Linked DNA regions of Homo sapiens: all the other regions are linked to region 3. Evidence: chromatin loops called from intact Hi-C (ENCODE). Cell type or tissue: PC-3. All regions are shown on one strand. Links, peaks and the distances in the headings refer to the core of each region. The heading gives the core; the rest is flanking DNA.

Region 1 (10,918 bases), core at 1,152-9,151, 1.0 Mb before region 3:
AATGGTGGTTGCCTTATCTCACAAGGATGTCATGAAAATAAGTCAGATAAATTGCTTTGCCCTCCTTGGAGAGGGGCTCTAGAAAGTAAGCATTATTAGATATGATGATGAATACCCACAACTTCAAAGATATTTTTAAATTGCCCCCCCTCCGCCCCCAAGTCTTTGAACATGTTAAGCCTATGAATAGCACTGGGGTAGGTGTTTATATATTTCTGGCAAGCTTTCACCTCTTGTTAAAGCAGTAAATGGTCTTTGAACAAACGTATTTCTCATTCTTTGATAACTATGCTTCCTTGTTTGTACACTTGAAAGATGATTATAATCTGGCATATGAGGTCAAGTTGAACTCCTTGGTGCCATTACAGTTCAAATGTAGCTTTAATTGAGTTTTTCTTCCAAGGTTGAAAATAAGTCACCCAGTTCACTTTAGCAAACTACTCGCATTTTTTAAAAAGATTGTGGGGAATGTAACTGTTTTTGCAACTGATATGTATAATGTTTTTCATTTTAGTTATAATATCCTCATTGATCATACAAAAAAGTCAGTATTTGTATTTCTTCATTATTGCATTTTTCTGTTTTCCTTAAATTGTTTTTAATAACTATAATTATGCCTTTTAACACTTATATAGACAGCCATAGTACACACATAAATATCACCAAAGTGAAAACCTAGAGCCCCAAGACAAAAAAAAAAAAAAAAATGATAGTCAAACATCATCTAGAGAAAGATTCTAGCTGCAGGTGTGCATCAAGTTCATAATTGGTGTTATTTTAAAAATTCACAAACCATTAGCACTTCCACCCTTCTCCATATATCTCTTAACTATATACCCAAGTCAAAACCACTTCCTGCCAGAGTAACTACAACATACCCATCAGAGCGCTGTAAAATCATTACTTGCAAAGTAAAGAGTAAGACAGACTTCTCCTCTCATTAATAATACCAGTTGCTGTCATATATATTACTCATATATTCTCCCCACAACCACCCTTCAAGGGAAGTCTTAGTACATCCGGTTGACACATGTGGAATGTAAAGTTGGGTGACTTATGCTAGATTCCCTCAGCTAGGTTAGAACAGGGTAAAAGTACAGGACCACAATAATATCCTTATTTCAATGTCTTCCTGTTTCCTTTTTATATCAAGGAAGAAATGAGAATTTGAGGCAACACAAATGAAGACCATATATACTTTGATACCTACCTAGGAGGGGAGATACAAACCAGAGTAAAGGAAAAATATGGGAAAAGTTGCCTCATTTCCACCTAGTGATGGTGGAACCCTTGGAACCCTCTTCACATCCCATAACGACTGACAGAATGGACACTGAAAAACAGGCCCACCCCTCAGGCAGAACCACTGGAAGAAATACCCTAACCCCTATACGTGAAGGATTAGCACTACTATTTTCAGAATATTATTAAAATTTAATTTTGAAACTTCTCTTTAGTGATATTCCCAGAAACCTATAACAGATACCACCAGTGTAAACTCCTCTCAAATACATTTATTTTGGGTAGGCCTCAAACTGGTAGGATGGTCCAAACCCTCACCCTTCTAGAGAAAGCACTCAGGAATGCTTAAATTTGCCTAGGCCAAAGGTCGCAAATTAATAGCCTATAATAGACCAGATTTTATCTCAAAACGTTTTTTTATTGGTGCATTGCAATGACTTCAGCTATCAACAACCTAAGCTAGGAGGTCCCCAGGCCATCCTTACATCTGACAAGCTGCCTACAAATTTAGGGGTTCCCACTACCCCTTCAAGTTTCATAATTCAGTAGAATGACTTAGAGAACTCAGGAAAGTGTTATTTCGGTTTTATTACAGTTTTATCATAGCAAAAGGATGTTTATTATAGTTATTATTATGGTTTTATTATAGCAAAAGGATTCAAATCAAAACCAGCCAAAGGGAGAGACACATAGAGTGAGGTCTGGGAGGGTCCCAGAAAGAAGGTTCCATTGTCCCTCTCCTCATGTCCTCAGGGACACATTTTCCTCCTAGCACACTGAGTACTGCCAACCACGGACGTTCATCCAAGCTTCAGTGTGTCCAGAGTTTTTATTGGGGCTTCATTACAGGCATGATTGGATGAATCACTAGTCATAAGGCTCAGACATGTGGCTCCAAGTCTCTCAAGAGGTCGGGCTAGTATCATGGGGCCCAAAGCCCCAACACTCTAATCACATGGCTGACCAACCCCCAGTCATGAGTCATCTCGTTAGTGTAAACTATTGGGTCTAGTCCAAGAGGCCTACCAAGAAAAGACACTCCCACCATTCTTGGTGAATTCCAAGGGTTTAGAGGCTACTTCCCAGGGTTCAGGAACAAAAGCCATCCAAATTCTTTACCATGCACTTATATAATATTTAAATTTTATTTCAATTTAGCTACCAACATTCTATAATCAGTGGTGTTGACATAAAAATCTGAATTTTTGTCTTCTCTTGCAATACTGACAATTTTAGGCTCAATTTCTGTAAGATTGCTGCCTCCTTAAAAAGGGAAGCTCATTCTCCCTACCATCTCTATAGTCTCCATTTTCTTATTCCCAGTGTGATTCACTTCTTTGTTTCCTTTCTGTCCACTGCAGACATTTAAATTTGCATATCCTGGGCTAATTCTTGGGTATTTTCGCTGTTTTTACTTCCATCACATATTATTACCTTAAAAGAATGAACATGAAGGAATGACAGTTACCTTTTGTCACTTCATTCTCATCTTATTTAAAACCACTCCTCCCTTACACTTTGTATGACGGTGGGTGCATGTGTACACACGCTTGTGCCTGTGCCATCTATTTGTCTCTTAAGTCTCGAGCCAGGCTAACATGGAATTTTTGACTGCAGAACCAGGACAAGCTGAATTAAAACTCAATGTCATCCTCAGAGTCAAAACCCATAACCAACTCCAGACCTTACAAAGGAAGCCCCTCATTCTGAAGGACAAAAGAAAAAGCATGTTTCTCAGTATTTTTAAAGCTAATGCTTCCTTCATACGCATAAAATTCTCACATCCTTCATGTGAAATACAACCTAAGTAACAAAATAAAGAGAACAAGTATCGTCATTTGCAAACTTCATATACCCTTTCTCTCACTATACCCCTTTGAGAATCACTGGTTTAAATAATATAAAAGGCATGAAACAAGCCCTAAGTACCTCAGGAACCATGTGGACATCTGTAGTCTCTCTCAGATACAGCTGTCACATAGACCTTGAAGTACAGTCAACCCTCAATATTCATAGATTCTGTATTTGTGGATTCACCTAGTCACCGAAATTGTTTATAATCTCAAAAGCAATACCTGCAGTGCTTTCATAGTCATTCATGGGCATGTGCAGAGCCCTGAAAAGTTTGATTTCCCCAACACATAGGTTCTCTTTTGCCTTTGTAGTCCAAAAAGGACACTATAAACAAGTGTCCTATTTCTGGTCTATTTAATGGCAAGTTTTTCACATTTGTATGCTTTTAGTTGGTGACTGTGCTGTTTAAAATGACCCCCAATCATAGTGCTTAAGTGCTGTCTAGCGTTCCTAAGCACAAGAAAGCTGTGATGTGTCTTACAGAAAAAAAATACTTGTGTTAGCCTTCATTCAGGCTTAAGTGATAGTGTTGTTGAATATGAGTTCAGTGCTAATGAATCAACAACATACTTTAGGATGTCTTTAACAGAAACACACACAAGATTATGTATCGATTCTTTGACAAAAATGTTGTGACCGAATGTTCCCAGGAACCTAATCCCGTAATTCCTCTGGGAGCAATGGTTCAGTATTCACTAATCCAGTGTTCACAGAGGCTTCACAGAATGTAACTACTGCAAATAACTAGAATCAACTGTACTTGTAAAAAAGTGAAACACACACAGCACAAAATCACATCGAAGAGTATTAGGGCGGGAGTGGATGTGGGGTGGAAACCAAGGTTACAACCATTAAGGAGGTTATTTTATTTTAAACCAGAAAGTGACGATGGAGTTAATGCTAACCATCTGCCCCAGGTTAACCAACAAAGACTTAGGGTGCAATACAGTGAACAGAACACTGGACTAGAACTTGGGAAGCCTAGCTTCTGGTCACAACTCTGCAAAAAAATTAACTTAGGCAAGTAAATAACTTAGGCAAGTAACTAAAACCCCTCTCCGCAGCAGTTTCTTCATCTGCTAGAGTCACTCAAATCGGTGGCAGTAAGAAGTCACTTTTGCAATAATTATTATGTACAGAAAGTTTTCACATAAATTATCTCACTGGATGACCTGTATGGTCATCCAGGATGACTGGCCGTCTTTACTCTAGAATTATATAACTTAATCATTTTACCAAAAAGAAACAATATATTTAATGTTTATAATACTAAGAATTGTCCTTTGGACTGTTTGTAATAGACATGTCAGAGGGACGACTTCAAATATGAGCTAGAAAACAACTATGGACTTATTTTTAAATTGAATGTATTAAATCACTGTTTTCTTTTTAAAAATGAAAGAAAAACATTCCCAGTCTGTGGCCATTCTTGCTTCACGGCCCTGCACCACCACAAATGTTGTAAATGTGGAGAAGCAAAAGTACCACTAGATGGAGTAAGAACAAAAGACATGCACTTGTCTGTAGTTCAAGGAGTCCCCGCCCTTGCAAAAGGGATCTTAGTCCCCGCACGGTGGCTCACGCCTGTAATCCCAGCACTTTGGGAGGCAGAAGCGGGCGGATCACCTGAGGTCAGGAGTTCGAGGCCAGCCTGCCCAACTTTACTGAAAATACAAAAAAATCAGCCGGGTATGGTGGTGTGTGCCTGTAAACCCAGCTACTTGGGAGGCTGAGAGAAAATCGCTAGAAACCGAGGAGGCAGAGGTTGCAGTGAGCCAAGATGGGGACACTGCACTCCAGCTCTGGGTGACAGAGTGGGACTCCGTCTCAAAAGAAAGAGAAGAAAAAGCGATCTTAGATCACCTTGAGTAAACTGAGGCTTACTGAAGCTGAGCTACTTCCTCAAGACTCTAGACAAGTTCTTGGCAAAATCATTCCTTACTTTTCCACAAAACCATGCTGATAGGAAAAATATTTTTCCTTATTTAGAGAACATTACCAGCAACAGTGGACTCTAGAGGTTTTTTTACATTTCTTAATTCTAATAGTGCTAAGAAATGTATCTGCTAGACAATTCCAGGGGACCTACTTAGGTAATAGGTTAAAAAGCTACAAATATACATGTTCATAAATTTACTGACATGGTCTTGACTTCTGACTTTCAATCATCAGGATTCAGGCTATCACCCTAAAGGTGGGCCTTTATATACACACCCCTGGCTGCTCTCTCTCTTGGCAACTACCCCCAGATGATCCTAAGGAATTGAAGGTATGGATTTGGGACGGAATTACCTTGTCGTGATAAGTGGGCAGAATGGCCTGTTTGTTTCTTTCAACCTAGTGGGCCATTAGCTTATTTTCTTAAAGGAAATCAGAGCCAATTCTTGTGGGAGACTGCCGGCTGGGAGGGTTGGGGGTGGGGGGTGTGGAATAAATTTCTTTTCCGTCTTTCATTATGCCTAGTGTTCCGTTATTGGAACGCTAAGCTTGTGGGGGTTATATCCTACTGCTCAAGGTCATCGCCAAGGTCTAATTTTTCAAAAAAGAAACTTCTAACCTCTGGCATAAACCGATGACCATTAAAGGAACACAATTTCCAATGTTCATTTAGATCTTCTAATTAAATATTCATTAAATGTTAAATGATCTCTCAAAAAAAAATGACTGTTCTCCCACACCCCGTTGAGGGGACTGGTCGAGATCTACCTTGGGAGAAGCAAAAACCTCAACAAAATCTGCAGAGCAGGAACTAAGTTGTAATACAACCATAAAAGGCAACAAAAAGCGGAAGACGGGAGAACCCACGCAGGAACGGCTCCAGGCAACCCCGGCTCACTGCCCATTCATTTTGGCCGACTTTGGAGGTGCCTTCACGTCTCCTGCCAATTTGCAGCACACTGGCCCAGTCAGTCAGGTTTGGGGGTTCACAAGCCCCCATTGCCGGCGAGGGGTGACGGATGCGCACGATCGGCGTTCCCCCCACCAACAGGAAAGCGAACTGCATGTGTGAGCCGAGTCCTGGGTGCACGTCCCACAGCTCAGGGAATCGCGCCGCGCGCGGGGACTCGCTCCGTTCCTCTTCCTGCGGCCTGAAAGGCCTGAACCTCGCCCTCGCCCCCGAGAGACCCGCGGCTGACAGAGCCCAACTCTTCGCGGTGGCAGTGGGTGCCTCCGGAGAAGCCCCGGGCCGACCGCGGCCTCCAGGCGGGGTTCGGGGGCTGGGCAGGCGACCCGCCGCAGGTCCCCGGGAGGGGCGAACGGGCCAGCAGCTGACATTTTTTGTTTGCTCTAGAATGAACGGTGGAAGGCGGCAGGCCGAGGCTTTTCCGCCCGCTGAAAGTCAGCGAGAAAAACAGCGCGCGGGGAGCAAAAGCACGGCGCCTACGCCCTTCTCAGTTAGGGTTAGACAAAAAATGGCCACCACCCCTCCCAGGCCCACCCTCCGCAACCCGGTGCGCTGCCGGGCGAGTCGGCTTATAAAGGGAGCGGCCGCCGACCGCACGGATTGGCCAAGCTGACTCTCGCGGCTCTCGTGAGAGTCACTCTCTCGGGCGGGCTGGTTGGGGGGAACGGGAAATTAAAGTTCCATTTCCGGCCATGAGGAAGGACGTTGCCCTTCCGCACGTCCGGGAAAGGCTTTGCGTCTTTACTTCCGACCTTCTTTAAAGGTGAAACTAACTTGAGGTATCAGAGGGCCTTTTTTCTATCCTCTGCAGACCAGACGCGGTTCACCTCGACTACCTTAAAAATGGAATTCACAGGAAGATTTTAGGGCCTAAGACACAGAACACTAATTCCTAGTTTTGATCATCACATTTTTTGGAGAACTTTGTGAAAATAGATTCCCAGGCAGCACTGACTACAGCAGAATCTTGTCTCGGCTCAGTGGGATGCGTCCGAGTTCCTACCCTGCCCCCTTCTCCTTAGAATGCCTTCTCCAGCCTCTCCTTGAGCAGAGGATGGCTTTAATCAAGTGTAACTACTACATTATTAATCTTAAGGACTGAATCTCCCTTTTATTAGGAAAGAAAGGCGTTTCAATCATTGACTTTGCTTTAAAGTAGTGCTGTGTCTTGATGAGGTAAAAAGAGGGGAGTAATCCACCATAAATTGTAACGATTTTTTTTTTTGAGACGGAGTCTTGCTCTTTCGCCCAGGCTGGATGGAGTCTAGTGGCGTGATCTCGGCTCACTGCAACCTCTGCCTCCCGGGTTCAAGCGATTCTCGTGTCTCAGCCTCCTGAGTAGCTGGGATTACAGGCGCCTGCCACCACGCCCAGCTAGTTTTTGTGTTTTTAGTAGAGACGGGGGTTTCACCATGTTGCCCAGGCTGGTCTCGAACGCCAGGGCTCAAGTGATCCACCCGCTTCGGCCTCCCAAAGTGCTGGGATTACAGGTATGAGCCACCGCACCCGGCCGCGAATTTTTATAATGGCCAGTATAGTGCAGTTTTACATATAAATGACAGGATGATCTTAAAAGTTTTACTCGTATTCAGTTAGATAAACTCCGTGGAGTTGTCGCTGTCGGTCCTCGATCTGAAAGAAAAGTAAAATATCTCCCTCTCCATCTCTCTCCCTCCTTCTCTCTCTCCCATCCCCTTTTTCTTTCATAGCATCTGCCAGGTTGTAAAGTTTTTTACGGACAGAATCTGACTCCTGTTTTTAGCACTATTGCACTTAGCACAGTACCTTACATAGAGTAGATGCTAAATGCTTTGAGTTATATGTCAACACTACCACCATTCTCTTAGCATCCCACATTATCTCAAACCCTTCTTTCCCCTTCATATCTAAGTAGGCACTAAATCTTGTCAGTTTTCATAATTTCTTTTTTTAAATTCCTATTGCTTATAATCTTGAGTACAAGACTTGGCACTTTATATGTGGACTAGTAACTTTCTAACTGATCACCAAATCTCCAGGGCCTTCCTCATTCAATTTATTCTCCAAACTATCACATTCATCATAACATAGTTTCCTTATGGCTCCTGCTTTTAAATCTTTAATTTCTCTCCTTTGCATATTGGATATTTAGCACTTTAAGCCTTTCAGTCCCTGGCCTTCACTTAACCTTGCTAGTCATAGCGCTTGTTCTGCTCTATATGAGCTCTTGACTTGAACAAAATCAGTCTAAACTTAGGCGTGGTGGTGCATACCTGTGGATTCAGTTACTTGGGAGGCTGAGGGCAGAGCCCAGGAGTTGGAGGCTGCAGTGAGCTATGATTGCACTACTGCACTCCAGCCTGGGACACAGGGCAAGACTCTGCCTCTAAAACTAAATAAATGAATAAATACATACATAAACAAAAATTTTAAAAACAAAATCAGTCTATTAAACATGCCCTGAATATGCTTTGTTCATTCTCATCTTTAGCAACTTGTTCATTTTAGTATGCTTGCCTGGATATCTGCGCTCCATCCCAATGCCACCCCTTCCATGATGGCATACCTCTGCTATGGAGTCTCGTTCCTCACCACAGCAACCTTCTTTCCCTAAACTTCAATAAGCTTAAATCTTATCACTCATTTGGCACATAGCATATTGTACCACAAATGCTCTCTTCCAAGGGAAATATAAGCTCACCAACGTCAAGTTATAGAAGAAACACTATGGGAAACATTATTTTAACTTGGTTCTACTCAATAGACATCTGTTCTTGAGCTTCACCATTATTATCCCCCAAACCCATTATAGAAATACAACAGAAATATTGGCATCCCAATAGGTGAAGTATTTTCTCTTCTCCCAGAAACATATAATATCCAAAGTTTTCTGTCACATATACTCAAAACATTTTCTTCCAACCATTTTATCTGTATTTCAGAAGCATCTTTGGTGTACTATGTTGGGTCCAACTTCTTTAAATTCTGCAGCAGTGATCCACATGTCCTGGAAGGCAGACAAGGATGCAAGAATAGAACCTCCCATCCACACTGATATTTTCCTTTCTGGAGGAGCTATAACTTGCACAGCGGTGTTGGCAGGAGCCACCTTTGCTATATCCTTAACTAACCGCTTGTCTAAACCAGGGAAAGAGGTTGATCCCCCGGCAAGGATAATATTGGAAAAGAAGGAATTCCTCAGGCCTGTATCACATTTCATTATGCTGCTGAAGCATATCTTATCAATGCCAGGGGCCTCAAGGTTCATATGACACGGAGAGAAGAGGGCCTCTGGACAAGAAAAGAGCTGGTCATGGAGCTGGATGACCTTCCCATCAGGTAGTTGGTAAACTTTCTCTAGACAATCGGGTTTCTTGGCCATTTCCTCTTCGTAGTTCATTGCCACATAACAAAAGCTCTCCTTGATGTCTTCAACAATCTTTCTGTCTGAAGCACTGAGCAACATGATACCATGGTTCTTCATTAGCACCATGAGGTAGTTGGTGAGGTCAAGGCCTGCCAGATCCAGTTGCTGCACACCATGAGGCAGACAGTAACCCTCAAAGATGGGCACACTCTGGGTAACCCCAGCACCTGAATTCAGCACAAGGCCAGTAGTGAAGCCAGCAGCAAAGAGAGCCAGCACAGCCTGGATGGACATATAGAAGGCAGGAACACCCAGATGCTCAAAAAACATTTCCGTGATCTGTTGCCGGTTGGCCAGTGGGTTCAGCGCTGGCTCAGTAATCAAGACTGGGCCATCACACGGCTTCAGCTTTAGGTTATAGTCATAGATATGCTTCCACATGATCTCCATGTCCTCCCATGAAGTAATGAGACCACGCTCCACTGGGTAACTGTAAGGAAAGCAATAAGATCAATGACAGCTTTTTATTTTTCTAGTTTCTATTGTCTTCGACCCTCAGTTAATTCCCCGCGTTTATTACCAATATCCCTTTATGGGCAATAACTGCCACAGCCTCTCACAGCAGGTAAGTGTCAGCCAAAAATAGCACAGCTACTTACCTCTGCAATTTTTTTTTTTTTTTTTGGAGACAGAGTCTCGCTCTGTCACCCAGGCTGGAGTGCAGTGGCGCGATCTCAGCTCACTGCAAGCTCCGCCTCCCGGGTTCACGCCATTCTCCTGCCTCAGTCTCCTGAGTAGCTGGGACTACAGGCGCGCGCCACCACGCCCGGCTAATTTTTTTGTATTTTTAGTAGAGACGGGGTTTCACCGTGTTAGCCACGATGGTCTCGAACTCCTGACCTCGTGATCCGCCCTGCTCGGCCTCCCAAAGTGCTAGGATTACAGGCGTGAGCCACCGCGCCCGGCCTACCTCTGCGATTTTTGTTGCTTTCCATTTTCTCTGTCCTTTGGAACCTTGTGACTTTTAAAAAATTGGGAAATGTCCACATTATAGTATAGTTTAAATGTCAATTGAAGAGAATAACCCAAGTGACAAAAGGGACCATGAGTTAATATTCTTAAATGAATTCGTTCGATAACTTTATACGTTTTAATACATTTGTATAGCCACAGAGAGCAAAATGTTCAGTTTTTAGATGTGTGGTACCCTTGGAGATTTGTGGCCCGTGCGTTTGTAGTAATTCCAGCTGGATGGGGCTTTCCAGCTCCCGGCTTTCTTATTCTTTCTGTCCCCATTGCGCACCTCCTTTGGGGTCCTTTCCTGCCCCCCGACAACACCCCCAGTCCCCCCACCCCCAGCCACCCCAGCCCCACCCCCCAACCTCCCCAGCCCCACCCTACCCCACCCCCACCCCACCCACCCTCCCCAGCCCCAGCAGCCTGCTGGGAGAAGGAGGTACCTGATGAACAGCGAGCTCCTCCAGTCCTGAGCTTGGTCGCCCACGCAGAGTTCTAGCCCGCCCTGGGCCGCGCGGCTCTGGCCCTTGGCGCGGCCGATAATGTTCGGGTAG
Region 2 (10,918 bases), core at 1,506-9,505, 350 kb before region 3:
GGATATTAATTAAACAGTAACGTTTCTTTTCCACAGTGAGAAAAGCTAGAATGTGGAGTCCTGTCATCAGATGATGTGACTACATGGAATGAGGACTATAGCTGCTCTCTTAAAAACCTGCAGCCCCCTCTCTCAGCCCAGACAGTTGAGGTATTTATGCACCATCATAACATTAACAGCATCTTTGCTTTGGAAAGTGGGGGTTTATGATTTCTAGGGTAAATCCTCGCCTTTGGGAGTGTGAATGAGACAAGCGTATCAGCAACTGCCAAGACCAATCAATAGATGTGCATGGAACATTCTCTTCATCCCCAAATCAGAATGAACACAGTCCTTTAAAGTCTGCACTGCAGGTGAAATTCACATGACTCACAATTCCCTTTAGCCAATGTTACCGAAGTCAGTGTCAAGAAAACTTAACAGAAAAAAAAAAAAGCACAGAGTGAGTTCCTACCATAAAAATCCAGGCTGCCCCTGTTTCCTAGCTCTAATATAAGCCATTTTCTTTCCTTATGTGTACCAACATGTACTAAATGTCCCAAAGAGTAAGAAATTAGAACTACCTGTTGTCCGAAGACCTTAAGCCCAAAGCTATCTGTGAAAGTCCTATAGGGATTTTGTAATTCTGTGTGTGCAGAACACAGTTAAATTATTATTATTATTATTTTTGAGACGGAGTTTTGCTCTTATTGCCCAGGCTGGAGTGCAATGGTGTGATCTCGACTCACTGCAACCTCTGCCTCCCGGGTTCAAGCGATTCTCCTGCCTCAGCCTCCCTAATAGCTGGGATTACAGGCATGCAACACCACACCTGGCTAATTTTGTATTTTTAGTAGAGATGGGGTTTCTCCATGTTGGTCAGGCTGGTCTTGAACTCCTGGCCTCAGGTGATCCACCCGCCTCGGCCTCCCAAAGTGCTGGGATTACAGGCATGAGCCACTGCGCCCGGCCCAGTTTAATGATTTTGTACACTGTTTTAGTTGATACTGCAGAACACATATTCACCTTTGATGGGCTACAAAACTTCCACTCACCCCTTGTGGGTTCTAAGTCCTAAAAAAAAGAACACTCTATTTTCTTAGAGAAGTAATTTTGGCAAAAGGCGACTGCCTAGCTGTTTCAGAATGATTTCAGAATGATGCCTGCATTACTCAAGCAGGACAAGAAGAGGAAAGCATTTTAAAAAGGAAGTTGCTCTTAAGGAGAAAAAAAAATTAAAACAGCCTTTCTTCTAAAACTCTTAGAGAAAATAAAAGTAGGACATAGGACCAACCATTATGTACATGAAAGGGGCTTTTTGCTACCCATCCCCATTCCCAGCGAGAAATACTAAGTAAACTCCTTGGTGAAACTTCAGCTTTCTGGTTCCTGCGTGTGGTGGGGCCTGCGGTTTGGGATGCTGTTTCTGCACTTGCTCACTGTTGAATTTCAAATACTCTTTCGTGGCCAGGCCACCACTGGTTACCTGCTGGTGCCTCTCTCTCTTAGGATCTCCAGAGGTCTTTGCAGACACGTGGGTCCTCAGTTTCAGGGAGCTACACAGGTACAGGGGAAGCAGAGGCTCCATGAAGACTTTGGATAGAAACATCTTCCTTGACACGTCTTGTTCCAAACAGCATGAAAATGGAGCGCTGGCACACAGCCCTCGTGGCGACTTCTGGATGTGTTTCCTTTGCTCTCCTCTCTTTCCCTCCATTGGAAGTTAGGGACACCTCTGCACTACTCACTGACCTGAGGTTTATACTCCAATAGTGGACCCCTACCCGCTGCGTAGACTCCGTAAGCAGACCCCCGCTCTGGCTTCAGACACATTTCCTGAGTTCTGACTTTTCCACACAATAAGACATTCTAATCTGAGATTCATAATTAGGTAAACCTGTGTTTGGCCCTCCGCGGACTTTCCTCTGACATCTTGGGCCCCTGGTAAAACCTAGTGCGAAAGGGGACGGCAATTTTCTCCAGTCTTCTATGTGGATTTTCAACCTGATGTAGCTTCTGTTTATGTTGCAGATAAGAGGTGGTTTCTTGTAAGGTAGACTTCCAACAAATGTTGGATGTCTAACAAATGTTGGATTTGTCTTCCAATAAAAGAAAGGATGTCAGGTTTACCAACCCTTTTCAGCAGAATAGAGGAGAGAGATTTCTTTGAAGGAGTTTGTGTTTTGTTTTTCAATAATTACTAGATTTATATTCTGGCTGACCTATAGATTCTGAAGAAGGATGGATTGTTAAATTCAACAACTCCCTTCCGCCCGCCATTTATTTAAACAGATTTATCATGACCATTATGTAGGCATTTGATTAGCTACTAGTTTGTTACTAAGAAGTAGAACTGGCACACGCCTATAATCCCAGCTGCTTGGGAGGCTGAGGCAGGAGAATAGCTTGAACCCGGGAGGTGAAGGTTGCAGTGAGCCAAGATCATGCCACTGCACTCCAGCCTGGGTGACAGAATGAGACTCTGTCTAAAAAAAAAAAAGTAGCACTCAAGCTCAGTAAAACCTGGAGCTGAGATTTTACTGTTTAGATTAGATAGATATAAAAAGTTGTTAGGTTTAGTTGTTGAAACCTATTGTTGAAAACTTTAAAGTGGCTGTTAAATTGTGTTGCTTGTCCACGTATTAAATGGCTGTATTTTCTTAGGTTAATGATGAATGCAGACACAGGACTCAAAGTACAGCTATTTTTCTCTTTAATTTGTTAAATCAATTTGGAGTGTATATGTGGCTTGTTAGTTCCTTGCATAGGTAAGGAAGCCACCGTCTCAGCTTTCTTAAAGTTCAGCCTTCCTGGATTCACACTTTCGTCAGTTCCCCAATTATTTCCCACTCTCTCACCCGAGGAAAGCCAGTCAGCTCAGTGTGACATTCAAGTCTCTCTGTGAGTGATCCCTCACCTGCCTTCCTAGCATTATTTCTTATTGTTGCATGTATAAGTCATGCATAAATCATGTGCTCCAGGCAAACTAGCTCCTTGCTTTCTCTTAATGGAGGCACAGCACAAATTCTTAGCCAGAGGACCACAAACTAGTAGACCTTATTCATGCCGATCCTTTGCTTGGCATGCCTTTCTCTCATTTCTACTTGATAAAATTCTACCCACTTCACAAGTTCCAACACAAGTGTGACATTCTTTATGACCTTTCCAGAGGAAGAAGGCCTTCTTCATATTTGACCCCCCACAGCACATTACAAGTCCGTCATCTCACCTGACACATTCACTATTGTTCTTTATTTATATATCCCATTTCCCCTATTTGATTTTCCTTTTTAAGAGACAGGGTATTCTTCTGTTACCCAGGCTGGAGTACAGTGGTGTGATCATAGCTCACTGCAGCCTTGAACTCCTGGGCTCAAGTGATCCTCCTCCCTCAGTCTCTCAACTATCTGGGATCATAGGCACATGCCACCACACCAAGCTCTATTTCCTCTACTTCTTAAGAGCTGGATTTTTATCTGACTTACGATATCAATATCTGCCATAGTACATAATAGGCACTCCACAAGTAATTGTTGAATAAATATTTCATTTTCCTCCAATTCATTCATTCTGTCAATCATCAGGTATTTCTTGAATACACACTATATGCCAGGCACATGTAGCTAGCAAAATCTAGGTTTGAAGCTTACCTGTGGATTTTAATGATCTATGCTATTTCAAACCTCTACCTGCATGGGGAAAGATTTGTTCTTATCATGCAGAAGTACTTCTTCTTGTCATTACCACTAATTCTATTATTTTTCATGGTGTCACTCATTGGCAAATTTAGTAAAGCATGTCAGGGTTCTGCATTTATGTACTAAATATACGTCTAGTTTTGTCTTATCCTTTCTGTTTCTATTTTTGTTTGCTCTGAGTTCCTCACTTAATTTTTGTTTTGTATTATATATATTTTAGTAGCTGCCTCAAATCCTTTTGAAATGAAGCAGAGTACCAATAAATAAGTAGAATAAAATCTGAAGAAAATCAAGTAATTGGCTCCAAACCACAAATCCACACAATGAAATCTCACTCGGAGAGCTTTTGCTATTCAGAATTCAATAAAATGTAGGTCTTCCTTGGACTCCCTTCAAGGGGCAAAGTTTCTAAGATAATTATAAGGTGATCTTACTTTTAATGTGATCCCACACATACATCGTTTAGAAACCTGTTAAGAAAATAGTAATATTGTCATTGTAGTGATTGATGGTATTTGAAAACTGCATTGTAAAATCTGGGACTGTTCACAGAAGCAGGTAAACCTGAGGACAAACATGTCTATGTACCTGAAAATACTTTTTCTATCTTAGTGATTTTTTTTTTAAAACTAAGGTTGCTAGGGAGGTGATTTATCAACTTTAGAAAAATAAAGGGAGCTAAGCTTAAAATATACTAATATACTATGTGGGAAAAATGGCTCCTGAAATGAGAGTGCTTAATAGAATCTGCATGAAGTCAACAGCAATGGTGTTAACCAAAGCATACATTTTCCATTCCCATCCTATAGAAATTGCATTCATCTGCCACCAGGCTATTGTTACTTTAATACTTAAACCTCACTAGTAAAAGGAAGCTCTTTCACCCACGTTAAGATTTTGCCATTTTGCACTCCTATTTCTCTATTCTCATGCTTAATGAATACAACCCCTCCTCATCTATCTAGATATGTATCAAGCTTAACAGATTCTATTTACACCAGGCAGATTTGTTGAGTCCTATAGCCAATTCAAAACTTTGTTTTCAAAAGATGACTGATAATTAGTTTATAATTAATTCCTAATGCTGTATTTCACAGAGTAGGCACTGTATCTTTATGGTTAACTCTAGGGAAGAGAAAACATAGCATTGTCAAGCATGATATTAAAATGACAAAATGACCTCAGGAAACCAGAGTTCTAAACAATGACTACAGAAGAATAAAAAATATCTAGAAAATTGCAGTTATTTTAGTTTAATGGTATACATTGGCTATGATTACGATATGTAATTTATTTAAAGCATATTTTTTAAAAACTAGTTTCAATTCATCTTTATATGTATGTTAAAACCCAGTGCATCAGCCTGGAGACTTGTCAAGTTTGTTGTTTTATCTGCATTTACCAGGCTCCAGTGCTGCTCATCCATGGACTGTAGCCCCCAAGGGCAAGTGCCATGCTTCTATTCATTCCTGTCACTTAGCATTGGGTCTATTCTCAACCAGTGTTAGTTGAATGAAAAAATGGACTTTTACCTCCTTGCCATAATCCTAAAGCATGCCAAGATGGCATGAGCCTCAGCCTTTCAGAAAGAACAGACTTGAGTGCTAGCGAATATGTTCTGGAAAACGTTTGGCATACTGATACATCCAGGAGAGAAAGGACAAGGAATTTCTTCTTTTGTCCCTCTTTCAGGAAATCCTCACAGAGATTTTATTAATAGCTTGATTAATTTTAATAGCTTGGTTAATTCTATGATAGCTTGATTCAAATTGTGCCTTCACATACATTTGTACGTATCTCAGTGCAGCCACAGGAATTCTTGTAACCCAAGAGTAGAATTTATATTGTAGCCCATGTGTGTTTTTTTCCTTTGCAAATTCTCTCATCTATTCTATTTCTGAGAAAATTCTTTTAATAGCCCCTTTTATGGCCCAAATTTACATCTTACCAGGTAGATATTTCTCTGGGCTTCAGTGAAACTACTCTGGGAAATAACAGGAAAAAAAAATACACCTCTGAAAGTGAGCTAGCCCCAAGGAATAAGGTTCAGAAGTGAAATGTGATCTCATGGAATGCAACTACCTAAGTCGCTATACTTCAGCCTATTTTGTTTTCAGAGTAGCACACACCAATCAAGTGGTTGCCTATCTCAAAAACTTTAGAATTTATAATTTTAGAAATATGAAAGAGAATTTGCAATGTGATCTCAGTGGCTGGCTCACTTCTCCTTGTAAAAATTTTTATCTGATTATAAAACAAACAACCTACTTTTTCAAGGCATATCAGTGCCATGAAATCATGCTCCACCTTTGCCCGCTTTCATCATATCACCAGGAGCTGCAGTCTGATATAAGAGAGGCCATGACAGAGAGTTAATTTCTGCCAATGCCCTTCTGGCTTTTACCGCAAGATATGGTTATTTAATTTTCTTCTGGGCATTTACATAGAGCTTTGATGGTGCTTCTTACCATATCACTGGGTCTGCCTGACTGCTTTATGGTGAATCTGAAACCATTGGGAAAATGGTCCAGAGTCCCTGAACTTTGCTGGATCCTAAAATTATAGTTTGGAAGCTGTGAGAATGTTGGTGAATAAAAAGAAGCATGTGTCTTTTCCATGAATTAATTTTGGGTGAGATTGCAGGATAAAATGATGCTTGCTCAGGAAGTGCCAATGCCCATCTACCCACCCTGACCTCGGGGAGCAGCACTCAGCCTGACATGCCAAGAACAGAGCTTTGTCCCCATGTCTCAGGTGACTGAAATTCTGCCTTCTGCCCAGAGCCCCTGCTTGGGCTTCAACCAGCAAAGCAAAGGCCTAGGAAACATTTGGTACCATCAGCTCTGGTGGTTGCACCTAAGATGGAATTTCATATAGCCTCTTGTTTATTTATTTATTTTATTTAACAAGGCGACCAGTTAGGGGACCCAGGTTAAGCCCTTCAACAGAACTATCCTGAAGAGCAAAAGTAGCAAATGACAGGCTATGACTAGGGATTGAATTTGGGGAAGGCTGGATTTGTGAAATGAGAGCCAAAAAAGTTTTCACCTTCTAGCCCACAGGTTAAGTTACTGAAAATCAGTCATCACCATTTCTACCCACTTGTGTGTTTCTCCTACTCTGGAGAGTAATCTAACTCATCATTTGCAATCAGGGCCTCTGAGTTCTGTTTGTGTTTGCTTTTGCTCTTCGCTTTGCTACTTGTCCGGCCGTTTGCCTTCGCATCTGACATCTGTTGGTAATAGAAGCCTTTGTCTTCAGTGGGCCCGCCCCAGTCCTCCTGGCTCTCGCCCTCTGTGGCGTAGGAGAAACCCTCCTCCACTGAGAAGGGGTCATCCACGTCGTAGCGTTGGTACGTGCTTTGGTGCAGGGCCTCTTCTCGAGCGCTGATTTCCAGGGTGCTGTTCCAGATGCCATATCCAAAATAAATGAGCAGACCTGTGGGGCGAGGGGAAAGGTACAGGTGAATAAGCAATTGCTTTGGGATCCTGGGACTAGCAGAGAGATCACCTTCAGTGATGAAATCAAAGCTGGCGGGGTGGGGGGCGGTGGGGGCGGGGATGTATTTTCTTTGCTTTATGTGGTGTTTTGAAAATACTTGAATTAGATGCCTTTTAAAAATTGGGAGATCTTGCGTTAAGTAACCCATATTTACAGATTTTCCTAGAAAAGTCAAAAGGTCTGACAACACTGCATCCACATTTCTACATGGTGATTTTTGGCTGGTGTTGAGAACTGGCTGCCTCTTTAGACAGGATACAGGGTCTCTAGGTTACCTCAGTCCCCACCTCCCATGCTGACGTCGGGCTCATTACACTCATATAGCTGCCAGCCAGGAATTTGCATTTTCTACCCTGGGTGAACTATTTATGGATCAGCAACAGTTTATTCCCAACGTTCTTATAAGATTTGATTATTCTCTGCCTCCAGTTAGGGACTCTATCTCATGTTTCACCTCTTAGCAGCATGCATATATTATCCTGTGATTTACCTTGACATTTTACACTCACTAAAGGCGTGATATATCATGGCCACTCCAAGCTGCCTGCTTTCTTCTGTGTGCTCTCAGAGTGTCTAGTGCATGCTACTATTATGTCCCTTAGAACATCTGTTGTGTGATTATCTGCACAGGGTCGTAGACTCTGCAGAAAATTGGCACTTAATGTTTGTTGAATGAATGGGTGAGAACTCCTGATAAGCGTGAAATGTCCAGTGCAACCTCTGTGTTGATGTCATCCCAATCAAAGGAAAGAAACTTGCCCCCCTCGTTAATATGTAGCATTCATATATGCTAATGTTTCATTTCTATGATTTAAAAAACATGCATAAAAGTCATTTATGAGTACCCATTTTCTTTTTCTTTTCTTTTTTTTTTTGAGACAGGGTCTCACTCTGTTGTCCAGGCTGGAGTGCAGTGGCATGATCTCGGCTCACTGCAGTCTCTGCCTCATGGGCTCAAGCGATTCTCCTGCCTTGGCCTCTCGAGTAGTTGGGACCACAGGCATGTGCCACCACGCCCAGCTAATTTTTGTATTTTTGAGAGATGGAGTTTCACCATGTTGCCCAGGCTGGTCTCAAATTCTTGGACTCAAGTGATCCGCCTGCTTCCACTTCCCAATGTGTTGGGATTACAGGCATGAGCCATCAGTCCTGGCCTGAGTCCCCATTTTCTATCTTGAATAGACTGTGAAGGTTCAGGGCCTGGAAGTCTGGGAACCATAACCTTGGAGTCCATAGAACATGATAAGTAAGACTGTGGGCTCTGTGTTCAAATCCTGCCTTCATCACTGTTAGCTGTGTAACCCTGGTCCCATTACTTAGCCTCTCTGTTCCTCAGCATTCTCTGTAAAACGATGAGAGCTATAGCAACCCTCTTAACATGGGAGTGCTTGAGGATGAAATGAGGTAAGTGGTGGTTCTCAACCCTGGCTGCACTTGAAAGTCACCTGGGGGTGTTTTTTGAACCACTCTGATACCCTAGCCCCATCCTGGAGATTCTGATTTAATTAGTCTGCAGTATAACCCAAGCATAGGTATGTTTTTAAAACTCCACAGGTGATTCCAATGGTCAGAGTGTCCCTGAGATAATGAACTGTGCCTGATGGGCACAGTGTTCCACTGCCCACTCAGCCCACACTATGGCCTAGGCACTGGGGTCCATACAGTATGCAACCTCCTTCCCGGGCCCTAACATCCTCCTCTGAGTAGCACCAGTCTCTTTGACTTTGCTAACCCTGCAGGCTTCTGCTGGGCTGGTTTGCTTAGAACCGCAAGTCAAGCCTGCTTTGCTGCTGTGGTGCTTGAGAAATCTTGCTCTCTTTTGAATTTGAAGTGTGCCTTTTTAAGCTTGGATTTCTCCCTCCTTGTCTCAAATGACTTTGTCCCCCCTCCCTCCCACACTCCCCAGTGAAATCAACTTTCCAGGAGCCAAAGTAAGCACAGATTTATAGTCCTAATTGGTAATAAATCCTAGAGTTAATTATTTGCAGATGTAGCTATTAGTGCTCAAATAATGATTCATCTTTTAAAAGCAGGGTATTTACTCTTTCTTTTCTGTAGGTGGGGGGTGGCTATGGGGGATGGTTATTATCCTTGTGTAGAACAGGGCATCACATTAAGGCCTCTTCTAAGAGTGCCAGTGTGCTGGTTCTTGGAGAATGCCTCTGTCTGAAGCATGTTTGGCATCTGAGAATGGATTTCAGGCGACCAGGCAGGACCTGTGCACACCTCCTTTTGCACTGCTTTGCTTTTTTGCCATCTTTTCTTCTAGACACCCAGGCAGATGCCAAATATTGCCTCCTACTCCTGCTTGGTACCTATTATGCCAATTCTTTCCTTTCTGATGCCCTTCTCTGACTTTGCTTATAGACGACTCATTTCCCTACTGAACTTAATACCATCTTTTTCTTTTCCCTTTGCCCCAAACGTCTCTCCTCTGCCACCACAAAGGTCATTGTTCAGTCACTGGTTTGACATCACTCATCACTGGTTTGTCGATTCCAACAGACCTGTCCCTGCCCCCACAAGGTATTTTGGGTGTCAGATAGATTCATATTATGGGAATTCTCTAAAAACCTTGAGTCATAGATATTTAGAGCTGGAAAAGATGCTATAGATCACCTATGCATTCTAAAACCTTCATTTTACAGAAGAAGAAACAGAGGCTGGGAAAGAATAAGTGACTTGCCTGGGTCTGAGAAGGAGAGGAACCAGCTTTATACATGGAGGGAGAGAAGTCTCTTGCGTGTCTAGTCCTTCACACCTCCTCTCCCCTCCCCCAGGCTGGTTTACAGACTATGCCCACTGCAGTAAACATGTGATAAGAGGTTTACATGTGTTCTTTGGGAGTGGCCAGGCCTGGAAGGAACATGTGTGTGTGTGTGTGTGTGTGTGTGTGTGTATGTGTGTGTGTCTGTGTCTGCGCGCTCTCACATATTGACTGTGGTTACTTTTTACTTTGTGAAGACAATCCATGGAAACTTGCCACATAAATATTTATGGGTCTTTTCATGTTTGCCCTGAACCCCCTGGAGTTTCAAAGGTGTATCACTCTGTCTTCAAAAATGCATTTCAAATGTGAGTACTGTGAAACAAGAAACGACCGTGTGCATGCAGCCTGGTAGAGTAAATAGTAGATGCAAAGCCGTTCCCCTAGGGCTTGGCATTCTGTGTGTCTATCTTTCTTGCTGGCCCTTGAGTCAATTCAGGAAAAGTGGTGTGAAACTGAGAAGGATTGGAGAAAAGAAAAATGGAGGGGGACAAAGAAACAGAGAGGAACAGATGAAGGGAGGGAGGGAGGGAGAGAGAGAGAAGAGAAGAGAAACGTATTACCATCTGTCCCACATAAACAAGGGCTTTGTGTCGGAGGAGTAAACAGAGCTGCTCCACGCCTCCTGTGTGGAAGCAGGGTGTTTTGTTTCTGCTCCTTTTTTTAGTTGGCTTAGAGAATGAAGCATGAGGTAGTTTCTGAAAAATCTGTAGGGGTTCTGGGAATCCTGAATCATCTAAACTAAACTTCACAAAGCATTTCTGTGTGCTGGGTTAGGATAATGATGGATGGTTGATGTTGCACCTTTGTCCCAAAGAGCTCAAAATGTTACACAAACAGTATCTTGTTTTGTTTAGACTCCCTTTAACCTGTCTGGGAAGGGGTGTGTGTGTGTGTGTGTGTGTGTGTGTGTGAGTGATTATGTGCATTGCACACTTCACAGACAGGACAACAGGACAGTGGGCACAGAAAA
Region 3 (10,918 bases), core at 1,644-9,643:
TTTCCTACTATTACCTATGTAAATAATACCAGGGAAGTGTGCATTTCTGAAAGAGATAGCCCAATGACTTCAGAATAATGAATGGTAAAATGATGAGATTTATTGCCAAGTATTTCTTTTTAATTTTCTTTCTTTTTTTCTTTCTTTTTTTTTTTTTTTTTTTTTTTTTGAGACAGAGTCTTGCTCTGTCATCCAGGCTGGAGTACAGTGGTGTGATCTCAGCTCAGCCTCCACCTCCCGGGTTCAAGCAATTCTCCTGCCTCAGCCTCCCGAGTAGCTGGGGTTACAGGCACATGCCGCCATGCCCACTGCTTTTTGTATTTTTAGTAGAGACAAGGTTTCACCATGTTGGCCAGGATGGTCTTGATCTCTTCACCTTGTGATCCACCCACCTGGGACTCCCAGAGTGCTGGGATTACAGGCGTGAGCCACCGCGCCTGGCCTATTGCCAAGTATTTCAAAGTACCCTGAATAAGTCAAGATATCTTATATAAGGTGAAGGTCAAGTGATGTCTCCTAGCTGAGTCAACTGCCCCTAGAACTGAAGAGTTTTCCCTCAAGCATTTAGATGAGAGTAAATCAACAGAAAACTTGAAATCTCTCTCTCCCAAGCAAAGGCTTAGGGTATTGATAAGACACTGGGGAAGGCAAGGACAGACCTCAAATGGCACTTATTCCCAATTATAGTCCTTTCTGGCACTGCAGGTGTTCCTGTGATTAATATGTATTTTTTACCAACGTCCTTCAAGGAACAACTCTGGGAGAGGCTCTGTGGAGGAAGCACATAGCATGAGCCTTCAGTCAAAATAGGTGCAACGTAAACAGTTCAATGCTGGAGAAAAACTTTGTTGACTTGCCAAGTATCACTGAGCTGAGGACAGTGTGCTCCACATGGTGACATATAAGTAATAAACTCCCACAGCTGAGAGATTAGTCTTTGCTTCTTTCTTCCCTGATGAACAAAGATAGATTGTTATTTAAATTCCTGAGGAATGAAAACCTTTGGCTATTCTGTGAGTTCCTCCTCTGGAGAAACTGAAGCCAATGGCCAGTGGCAAATTTGGCTCTGAGCCTGAATTTGGAACACCTCTGAGATGCACAAATACTGAACAAAATATGCAGAAACCATATTCCATGCTTACCTTGGCCCCAGACAGACATCACATAAACACCTGAGTCTTCGCTGAAACTCAGGGAAGAAGATAGAATAGAGAGGAGAGGAAACTCCACCAGAATGAAGAGCTATTTTCCTGGTAACATCAGGCTGTGGTGAGCTGCAGACCAGTAGCTTAATCATTTCAAACCTCATTTACTCCATTTCAAAAATGGAGACACTAATTTGTGATACCAGTCTAACTCCACAGAGAAATTCTCCAAAGAATATTAAATAAGAGACATCTATAAAGTAGACCAATTATCCTATAGTCAAGATAAAAAAAACTTTAGAAGTACAGTCAGTGTCCTCCAGTTAGCCATGAAAAATTCACTGGGGCTCCTGCAGTGTGACCTTGGACTCCAGCTGTATTCTTTCAAGAGGGTACCTTTGACTCCACAGTTGACTTTCCTGCCGTTCAGTGTCTTCTTCACTGTTTCTCATCTCTGTGCCCTGTTGCAAATAACTCATTCAAGCCATGGATCTCTTTTCTTGTATCCTTATAACTTCCCCTGGCAGATACCCTGCAACGTGTTGCCAAAGGCGTCTGCCTTTTTTTCATCAAGGTGTTTCTCCATTTTTCAGCGACTATTTCCTTGGCAATCACATGCACACACACATACACACAAACTCACACAAAAAATAACTGTCTCCAACCTCTACTATAGGTTTAAAAAAACCTTTTGGCCAGGTGCGGTGGCTCACGCCTGTAATCCCAGCACTTTGGGAGGCTGAGGCGGGTGGATCACGAGGTCAGGAGATCGAGACCATCCTGGCTAACATGGTGAAACCCCATCTCTGCTAAAAATACAAAAAAATTAGCCAAGCGTGGTGGCGGGTGCCTGTAGTCCCAGCTACTCGGGAGGCTGAGGCAGGAGAATTGCGTGAACCCTGAAGGCGGAGCTTGCAGTGAGCCGAGATCGTGCCACTGCACTCCAGCCTAGGTGACAGAGCGAGACACTGTTTCAAAAAAAAAAAAAAAAAAAAAAAGACTTTTAAAATAAATGTTAGTGGGGAGACAAATTATCTTAGTGAGGTGGTGGTGGGATTTGTTATTGTGATGACATTCCCAAACTATAGATCCTAGGAAGAGAACAAAATTAAATCAGAGTGTCTGATATGGTTTGGCTATGGCCCCACCCAGTTCTCATCTTGAGTTGTAATTCCCATAATCCCCACATGTTGTGGGAGCGACCCGGTGGGAGGCAATTGAATCACGGGGGTGATTTCCTCCATGCTGTTCTCATGATAGTGAGGGAGTTCTCATGAGATCTGATGGTTTTACAAATGTCTGGTATTTCCCCTGCTGGCACTCATTCTCTCTCTTGCTGCCCTGTGAAGAGGTGCCTTCCACCATGATTATAAGTTTCCCGAGGGCTCCCCAGCCATGCGGAACTGTGAATCAATTAAACCTCATGTCTTTATAAATTACCCAGTCTTGGGTATTTCTTCATAGCAGTGTGAGAACGAACTAATACAGTGTCTCTGTAGCAAATTAACAAATTGAAAAAGTAAACAAAAACAAAAAAACCTATATTTAATCTAGTGGAGAAGAAAAGAAGCCATGTGCATAAATCACTAGCCCTTTTTCAAGTGCAGTGTCTTGGAGGATCCTAGAGACAGACTTCCTGGGTTCAAACCCTGGTTCTGCTGTGTATCAGTCTTGTGGCCTTGGGCAAGTTATTTAACCTCTCTAGGCCTCAATTTCCATCTACAGATAATGTAAAGTACTAGTATTAATCCATAGGCTTATTTTAAGGGTTAAATAGAATAACATATTCAGGACACACATATATGCCTGGCACATAATAAACATTTGTACATATTAGTTATTATTAAGGTGAATTGGGTTTGAGAGATTGGTTTGTTTAAACAAAGATAATTAAAAGCTACTTGAAGGTAGAATAAAAGAGCTGTATGTTTGTGAGGTATTATGGGCTTAACAAAGTGCCTGGCACCACGTAAAAAGAACAAAGATATTATAACTACCAAGACATAGCCAAAAACTCAGTTGGCTGGAAGAGAGTGCTAAAAAGCTCTGTCCCTTATGAGCACAGCTGCGGGACTGCAAGGGCGTACGGTTGAGAGTGCGCGATAGGTGAGCGAATTATGTCAACCATATAAAACCTACCTGCGCTAATGGTAGGACAACAATATTGTTCTAGTTTGCAAAGATCAGCATATTCTCCAGACAGAGAACACTGCTAAAAAGACAGTAGCATAATGCATCTCTCTGGAATACACACATACAACCCTCTCCTCCACGTCCCAACCAAGGTAATCAAGTTCTTTCATTGTAAAGAGTGCAATGAAAATGCCAGAGGCATCATCAAATTGTGAATCATATAATGCCAAAAGGTACCCAGGGATGACCTCACCTAGCCCCATTTGTGGGAGGAGGAAATGGGGGTGGGTGGAGGTTGCTGACAGAACAGTTGTCCCGAGGCCACACAGCCAGTGATCGGCAGAGCTGGACTAAGAAGGCTTACTGATTCTAACTCTTCGCTGTGCTACACTGTCTCCCATTCCCACACCCATCTCCACCCACCTCAAAATCTTAAACCAGATGGCAAATCCAGCTTCTCCTGGACCCCTAGAAGATACTCCTTCTCTGAGCTGTCACATCCTCGGGGCCTTCTAACGCCTTGTTCACTGCTGCCACCTAGGGAATTTCAGTGAGTTTTCCTCCTTAGGCTGTTGCCTTAGGTGCTCAACAATGGCCATGCACCTCCGTCCTATTCAAGGCCTATCTCCTTAATTAATCATCCAAGTCACTTCATGCTCAGCTCACCAATTAGCAGAGCTATTCACAGTGCAGGCATTCAGATGATACACATCTGACCTTGCTGATGAACACATCTTTTTGTTTGTTCTTTGAAATATTGTTAGGGAACTACTCAAATGCTTTGGGTTTAAAAATATTACTCCAATAATACTGAGTAGTTGCTGAGTTCTAGTTTAATATCTGATTCTTTTCAAGGTGCTGGTGAGAAGGAGCTCATCTACTTCATCCCCAGCATTGCAAGCAGGAGAATATCAGACCTATTTACTCAGGTTCAATGTGTCCAGATCTATTAACTGAAGTTCAGTGTTAGTCATACTTCCACTTTCCCCTGACCACTCCCTCTTTCCTCATTTTATAGCCAGATGCTAGCGTTTAGCAATAAAGTAGCCATTCATTCCCTCAACCTTAATTACTTGATAGTATCCATTGAAACAGAAACACACATGAACTAAATCCCTAGTGATGAAGTCCATTGCTTGACCATAAAAATGATAAAACAGACTCCTGACAAACAATAACAGTCCAGGTTGACTTCCTATGCAATTAAAACCAGACTCCTGGAATTTCCAATTCAAGAACAGAATACATGGAAATAATCAGAGTTGATTATTTTTCTAAGCAGGGAAGGTTAGAAAGCTTCCTGTTTTAGAATGTAAGCACTCTTTTCCAGCTTCATCATTATACCATGCCACATAAAGATATGACTATACCCCTTTTCACTATTCTTTCAGTTTTTAAAGGTCTGATTAGTAGTACTATAGCCCTGAGTATTTCTCCATAGATTCAATTATCTCCCTATGCACAGTATAGCATAGTGGTTTAAATACTCGGGCTTAGGGGCAATTAGACCTAGGTTCCAAACCAGGCTCTACTTGGGTGTGTAATCTTGCAAAAATTTCTTAACATTCCTAAGCTTCAGGTGCCTCATCTATGAAATGGCAGTAAAAATACTAACTTCACGGTAAATTTTCTGTGAGAATTGAAGATATAAAAGTTTGGTGTTGAGCACATTGCTTGGCCTATAGTAAGTAATCAGTAAAAGTTAGCTGGTATTGTAATTATCATCGTCATCATTCATATAACCATTGCCAATGTAAGATCCTCAATTACAAGGAGAAGCCAGAGAAAAGGGAAGGAGATTTCAAGTAGTTCTGGTAGACAGTGGCTTTGTAGCTAGGACTAAAAAATACATTCAATTTTAAGTCAGAATGCCTGAATTTAAATCCCAGATCTATATGAAGGTACTTAGCTTCTCTGGTCCTCGGTTTCCTTATCTGTAAAATGGAGGTGGTAATAGCAACTGGCAGATTGTTGTAAAAATTAAATGAGATAATGACACTGAACGTTTCAAGCCCAACACCTGCCCCAATGGCAGGCAAGCTTTCTTGCTTTTGCCTAATGAATATTTTAGGGCCCTTGCCCATGGTCTAACTTCTGCTTCTGACTGTCACCTCCTGCAGATGAGATGAGGGTGGCAAATCTGGATGCAGGACGCTCTGGGAGAACCTGGCAATCACACTTTCAATCTTTTGATCCGATAATCCCAAATACAAAGAAGAAGGCCCTCAGCAGTTCTCTATTAGGTATAAAAGGGAAGAAAGCCAGTTACAATGGCTGGAAGACCTTAGAGGAAAGGAGGCCCCGGGAACATGGGGACTAACAGCAAATCCTGGTACTGGCCACAAGCCACAAATTTGTGTAGGGGTAGGGAAGAGGATAGGGGATGGCTGGAGCCTGAGACCTGGTGTTTCCTATGATCAGTGCACCTAGCTTGATGACTCATGTTCTTCTAGCTTTTGGCAGCCTAGACTGGTATGTCACTGAAATTTAAAAGCTCCCTGAAATATAGGCAGCATTTTCTCTCCAGCTGTATTTTGAAAAGATGACACAATTTGGATGCAACCTTGTTTTCCAACCTGAAGCAATATTCAGACAGTGTGTTGATGTTTTTAAGTCAGTAGGTGTGTCTGTTTAGTATGTGTGTGCATGCGCGTAAAACGCTCTCCCTCGTGATGCAAAACATGCCCTTTTTCTAATGCCCACGAAAGAAAGTTATCTTAAAGTGAACAATTATTTGTTTGGGATGTCACACTCCAGAACTCTCCACCAGCTAGTCTATTGGGCCCGCTAGCTTCACAGAAGTCAAGGCCAGGTTAATGCATACTATATTATTAGCGAAATAACTAGGTCTTTAACACCTCTCCCTCCAAAAAACAAACACACAAAACAGCTTTAACTTTCATCCCTCTCCAATACCACACTGAATGCCCCACCCTAAGCCATAGCCCTATAACCTCCTCCTCCCCTCTCCTCTTCTGAATGAGAAACCATGAGTGCCCCCTAGTGGTTCAATGGCCGTAATTGCACTCCCCAGCTTTTTGTTTGCCTAATTACTAAGTTTTACCAGCAGGGTTGCAGCCAAGTTCAAGTGTCAAGTTCAAGAACATTTTTGTACTGCCATGTGGTGATTCTGTTGCAGCTAATAAAGAGCTTAAAAGTCTTTGGGTCTGTGAAGCATAATCTCAGCTTTTTCTGTTTGGCGGATCTTCTTAGGTTCTCCTTGGTTCTGCACAGCTGATAATGTGAGAGGGGTTGCTGCTCTCCTCTTGCCGCAACCCCCACCCCAGGCCTTCTCACTCCCAAAACCTACCAAAACGTACCAAGCTGCCTCTTTGAATCTGCTGGCGTGGTAAGGGGAATGGTGTGGCGCATGTGAAAGAGATTGTCCCAAATGGGCAGAACCTTGGGACCCCAGCAAAATCCTGTGTTTAAGTTCTGGCCCAATTGCCAAAGTTCATCCCCAGTTCTTGTTTCAGACTAGCTCAGAAATTCGTCTCATTGATCCCTTTAAGGGCTTTTGTATGCGACTCTGCCACATCAAGAAAATAGCTCTACTACCACCCACTCAGAATATTTGCAGAATTTGCTTTCTTGAGATACGATCATAGCAAAAGCCATGCAGGAATCCCCACTTACCACAGAGGTCCATTTCCAGACATCTCATTGTGACCCCACTCCTCTGATGGCTGCAGACTCAGTCCCCAGAGGAGGAGCTCCTTGAGGCAGGGGTTGAAACATTTTTATAAATTATTATCCCCAGCATGTGGCACAGGGCCCAACATGTAGTAGGTGATCACAAAATTTTCTGTCAGGGAAAGCGTTAAAGTACTGAACTACTCTCCCAGTCCCCAAGCCCATTCTGATGTTAAACTCCTAATTCCCAATGTGACTGTTTTTGGAGTTCAAGCCTTTAGGGAGGTAATTAAGATTAAGTGAGGTCCTAAGGGTTGGTCTATAATCTGAAGGACTGGGGTTCTTATAGGAAGGAGAAGAGACACCAGAAATTTCTTTCCTTGCGTGCTCACAGAAAAAGGGTTATGTGAGGACACAGGAATAAAGTGGCTGTCTACAAAGAACAGGAAGAGAGGCCTTACCAGAAACCAACCTGATCACACCATGATCTTGGACTTCCAACCTCCAGAACTGTGAGAAAACACATTTCTGTTGTTTAAGCCATCCAGTCTCTGGTATTTTGTTAATGGCAGCCCTAGCAAACTAATACAGAAAGGGAAGCTCTTTAATGAGATTCCTGCAACCAGACCATGGCACAGTTCTAAATTCCAAAGAAGGAGGGAGGACAGACACTAACACGTGTTGAGAGCTGACGGATGTGGCAGCACTGAAGCAGCTGTTCCTGGAAATTCACCAGTTGTCTTCTGATCTAAAAACACTCCTGGGGAAGCTCGTGAATACCCACGGGTGAAGTGTTTTCCCCTGTACTATTCTCCCTACTAGCCATTCCCCAGTGCCTGGCTTTCAGTGATCTCTGGGTATGTGAACTCGAAACCAGCATTTCAGTAGGGAAGATGTAGTCAGGCAGAAGAACGTGCTCCTGTCTACCCAAGTGATGCTCCTAAGTGTCTCCATGAATGTCTATGAGTACCCAGGAATGAATGTTGTGTTTCTCATCCTGCATTGGATTTTACAGCCTTCATTAAATTTTGACCAACAAAATTGAGTGAGAAAAATCAGGCTTCCTGCAAGGAATGAGCTAAAACCAGTGTCGGGTTCTCACTGTGAACCTTGCATTTCCCTTTAATAACAGACATCAGACCACCTGCAAAAACATTACGTCTCACTAAGCCAGGTAAGAGTGAAACTAGAGAAAAGTAGAGGAAATGCCTTAAGTCAAAGTTTTGATTTGTAAATCTTAGAGGAGGACATGAAGCCCATGGATAAGCAATAGACTGGAAGAGTACAAAATGATACAAGAGGCAGTTTGCCTACCCCAGAGGAACAGATCCCCTGCGTAGAAAAGAATAGCACTGAGGAAGGGCTTTATGTCCTACCCATTCCTCCTCTAGCCCCCAGCCATTCTTAGAGAAGGGAGAGGTGGCAAAAAAAACTCATAAGAAAGTTTGAGATATCTAAGAATAGAAGCTTTGGGGCATGTGACTGAAGTTCAGGAGGGCAGCAGCCATTATGCAGCTTCCCCAAATGTAACTTAAAGAATGGCTGCAAAGACTATCCAGGCAGACAAGGCTGAGGTGATCTCATGGAGTTCCCTCGGAGGCTCATGGAGCAGCCAGTTATTTCCCAGAGGGGCTTAGAAGTCTAGAGAGAGAGCCGAGCCCAAAAAAGCTTAGTCTGTTCAGCCAATTCCCTTGGTGACCTAATGGGAATCAGAGCACACTAGCAAGGACAATGTCAGTGATGAAGGCTACAGGGACTTTATGCCCTCCGTGGCCTCTCTCTATTCAGTCCAGTGCCACCTGAAAGCTTCTTGGAATTTACCTGCAATGCTGGATAAAGAATTGGGGTCCTACATTAGCTGTCCCCAGAACCACCATACACAGAAATGCATACTATTCACTGCACAGGGACCCCTAGCTTAAGAAGCAGGTGTAGGCAGAAATCTAGTTTGTGTTGGCGCGGGGCTGCACCCTCCTGGAAGGGGATCTTTTTCTAATTTGCACAATGATGCCATAGGTTAGTGGCAGCTTGACTGAGCAAAACTTGATTTGACAGAGGTCCCTCTGAAGTGACTGAAAAGTTTTCACCACAAGCAGATTGAGGAACTAAGTAGAAATTAAGTTGGCGTATGAAAGAATAAAGTTAATGTCTCTTGCACATCTGAGTCTGTGGCCTGAGATTTATGACCACTATAAAGAAAAATATGAAGAAACCAACTCCTCCTCAAAAGAATGCATCTCTCTCTCTCTCTGTCTCTCTCTCTCTCTCTGCCTCTCTCTCTCTCTGGATGGCCTCACTCTCTTGCCCAGGCTGGAGTAAAGTGGCGTGATCACAGCTCACTGCAGCTTCAATCTCCTGGGTTCAAGCAATCCTCCCAACTCCCAGCTTCCCGAGTAGCTGGGACTACAGACACAGCACCACATCTGGCTAACTTTTTTTGTAGAGATGGGGTTTTGCCATGTTGCCCTGGTCTTGAATTCCTGGACTCAAGCCATCCACCTGCTTCGCCTTCCAAAGTGCTGGGATTATAGGCCTGAGCCATTGGACCCAGCTCAATTTTTATAATGATTAATATTTTGGTATATTTTCTTCCAGTCTTTTTCTGTATGCATTTTTCCATAGTTAATAACACATAGAACCTACAACTTGGTATCATGAATTTTCTGCTTAAAACTGTATCACAGGGGAAATCATGTAGACCAGGGGTCGCCAACCCCCGGGCCGAGGACTTTTACCAGTCTGTGGCCTGTTAGGAACCACACGGCACAGCAGGAGGTGAGCGGCAGGCAAGCTTCATCTGTGTTTACAGTCACTCCCGTGGCTCATATTACCACCTGAGCTCCGCCTCCTGTCAGATCAGCAGCGGCATTAGATTTTCATAGAGCAGGAGCTCTACTGTGAACTGTGCATGGGAGGGATCTAGGTTGTGTGCTCCTTATGAGACTCTAATGCCTCATGATCTGAGGTGGGACAGTTTCATCCTGAAACAATCCCCCATCTGCCTCTCCATCCATCGAAAAATTATCTTCCATGAAACCAGTCCCTGGTGCCAAAAAGTTTGGGCACCACTGACACAGATGGTAGATCTTGACCTCATCTGTATTTTTGAAACATCTGAGTTACTTACACAAGTGCTATGCCCCATGGCCACATCCCAGAGCAATAGAATGCCACCATTAACATGCCAAACTTAACCAAACTTAACATGCCACCAGAATCACTAACTTAAGGCACAGATGTATTCAGAGTTGAGAAGTTGCCTGAGGACTGAATCTTTGAGACTCCTTACTCAGATAGGTACAAATATTAATGTGATGTAAATCACGTGGGGATGGTGCTCAAATGCTGATGCTGATTCAGCAGCGCTAGGGCCTGAGATTCTACATTTCTCACATGCTCGAAGTTGATGTTGCTGGCCAGTGGGAGGACTGCATTTTGAGTACCATGGGCTCAGAGGTCCAGAAGATGAAAAAGCAGCAGAAAGATAATTTCTACTAAATTTCTACTAAAGCATTTTCCAAGTCATTACAAACTATTTTTTAACTATTGTTTTTAATATTTAGATATTTCATAGAATAAATAGACCACATTTTTTCTCTTAAACATTTCCTACTGTTGGCCATTTAAATTGTTTTCAATTTTGCTGTTGTAACTAAGGAAGGAGAAACCTCTTTGTGCATACTTCTTTGTCCTCAACTTTTAAATGAGAAACTAATAAAGGAAAATGATGAGTAGTGGAGCAGGCCCCAGAGTAACACACCCCTGAAGGCCTGACTTCCCTTCCAACATGTGCCAGTGTTACTGTGTCCTCAGGCAAGCTAAGCAATGTTTCTTCACCTCAGTTTTCTTTGCTACAAAATGGGCTTTTTCTTTTCTCATATCCTTGAAATAAAGGGCGTTCATAAAATTATCTGCAACTCAGAACTCCCTCTGTGGAGCTACCGTGTTATTTTTTTGTCACAGCTCAGGGACAATGACCAGGTATGCCAATGGTAATTGCTGGGGCC

Evidence for each region. A loop is a pair of places that touch in the nucleus more often than their neighbours do. Peaks named below come from ENCODE experiments on the same cell type or tissue, not always from the same donor. Only the 100,000 strongest peaks of a DNase experiment are listed, where the experiment ranks them.
Region 1: a loop joins it to region 3, with 6 times the contacts of the local background. A loop is called at or near these places in 8 of 110 quality-filtered maps.
Region 2: it touches region 3 in a loop (6-fold over the local background); 2 of 110 quality-filtered maps call a loop at or near these places.

What each region holds. Positions count from the first base shown.
Region 1 is chr3:169,758,514-169,769,431 of GRCh38, forward strand. It overlaps ACTRT3 (actin related protein T3), which reads right to left. Exons shown (of 2, transcript NM_032487.5): 1 at 10,808-10,918; 2 at 8,408-9,837. The coding sequence ends at 8,919. It also overlaps TERC. Among named protein-coding and RNA genes, the nearest start is that of ACTRT3, 5.6 kb to the right of the region's middle. RefSeq lists enhancers at 5,928-6,017, 6,176-6,715, 9,771-9,915, 10,777-10,918, a silencer at 6,228-6,487, promoters at 6,479-7,345, 6,479-6,983 and a cis regulatory region at 9,843. In PC-3, for the core only: a CTCF peak has its summit at 4,579 (motif pointing right); DNase peaks (open chromatin) are centred at 4,618 and 6,648; H3K4me3 peaks cover 1,727 bases; H3K27ac peaks cover 2,397 bases.
Region 2 is chr3:170,460,263-170,471,180 of GRCh38, forward strand. It overlaps SLC7A14 (solute carrier family 7 member 14), which reads right to left. Exons shown (of 8, transcript NM_020949.3): 8 at 1-7,115. The coding sequence ends at 6,793. SLC7A14-AS1 (SLC7A14 antisense RNA 1) reads left to right here and starts at 7,023. Exons shown (of 6, transcript NR_135556.1): 1 at 7,023-7,134. In PC-3, for the core only: no CTCF peak of the experiment used is centred there; a DNase peak (open chromatin) is centred at 5,909; H3K27ac peaks cover 588 bases.
Region 3 is chr3:170,805,875-170,816,792 of GRCh38, forward strand. The region is part of intron 2 of LOC105374211 (a long non-coding RNA gene); the gene reads left to right. Among named protein-coding and RNA genes, the nearest start is that of RPL22L1, 59 kb to the right of the region's middle. In PC-3, for the core only: CTCF peaks have their summits at 3,819, 4,021 and 6,286 (motif pointing left); DNase peaks (open chromatin) are centred at 3,627, 3,777, 5,717, 6,297 and 1 weaker place; H3K4me3 peaks cover 2,278 bases; H3K27ac peaks cover 3,903 bases.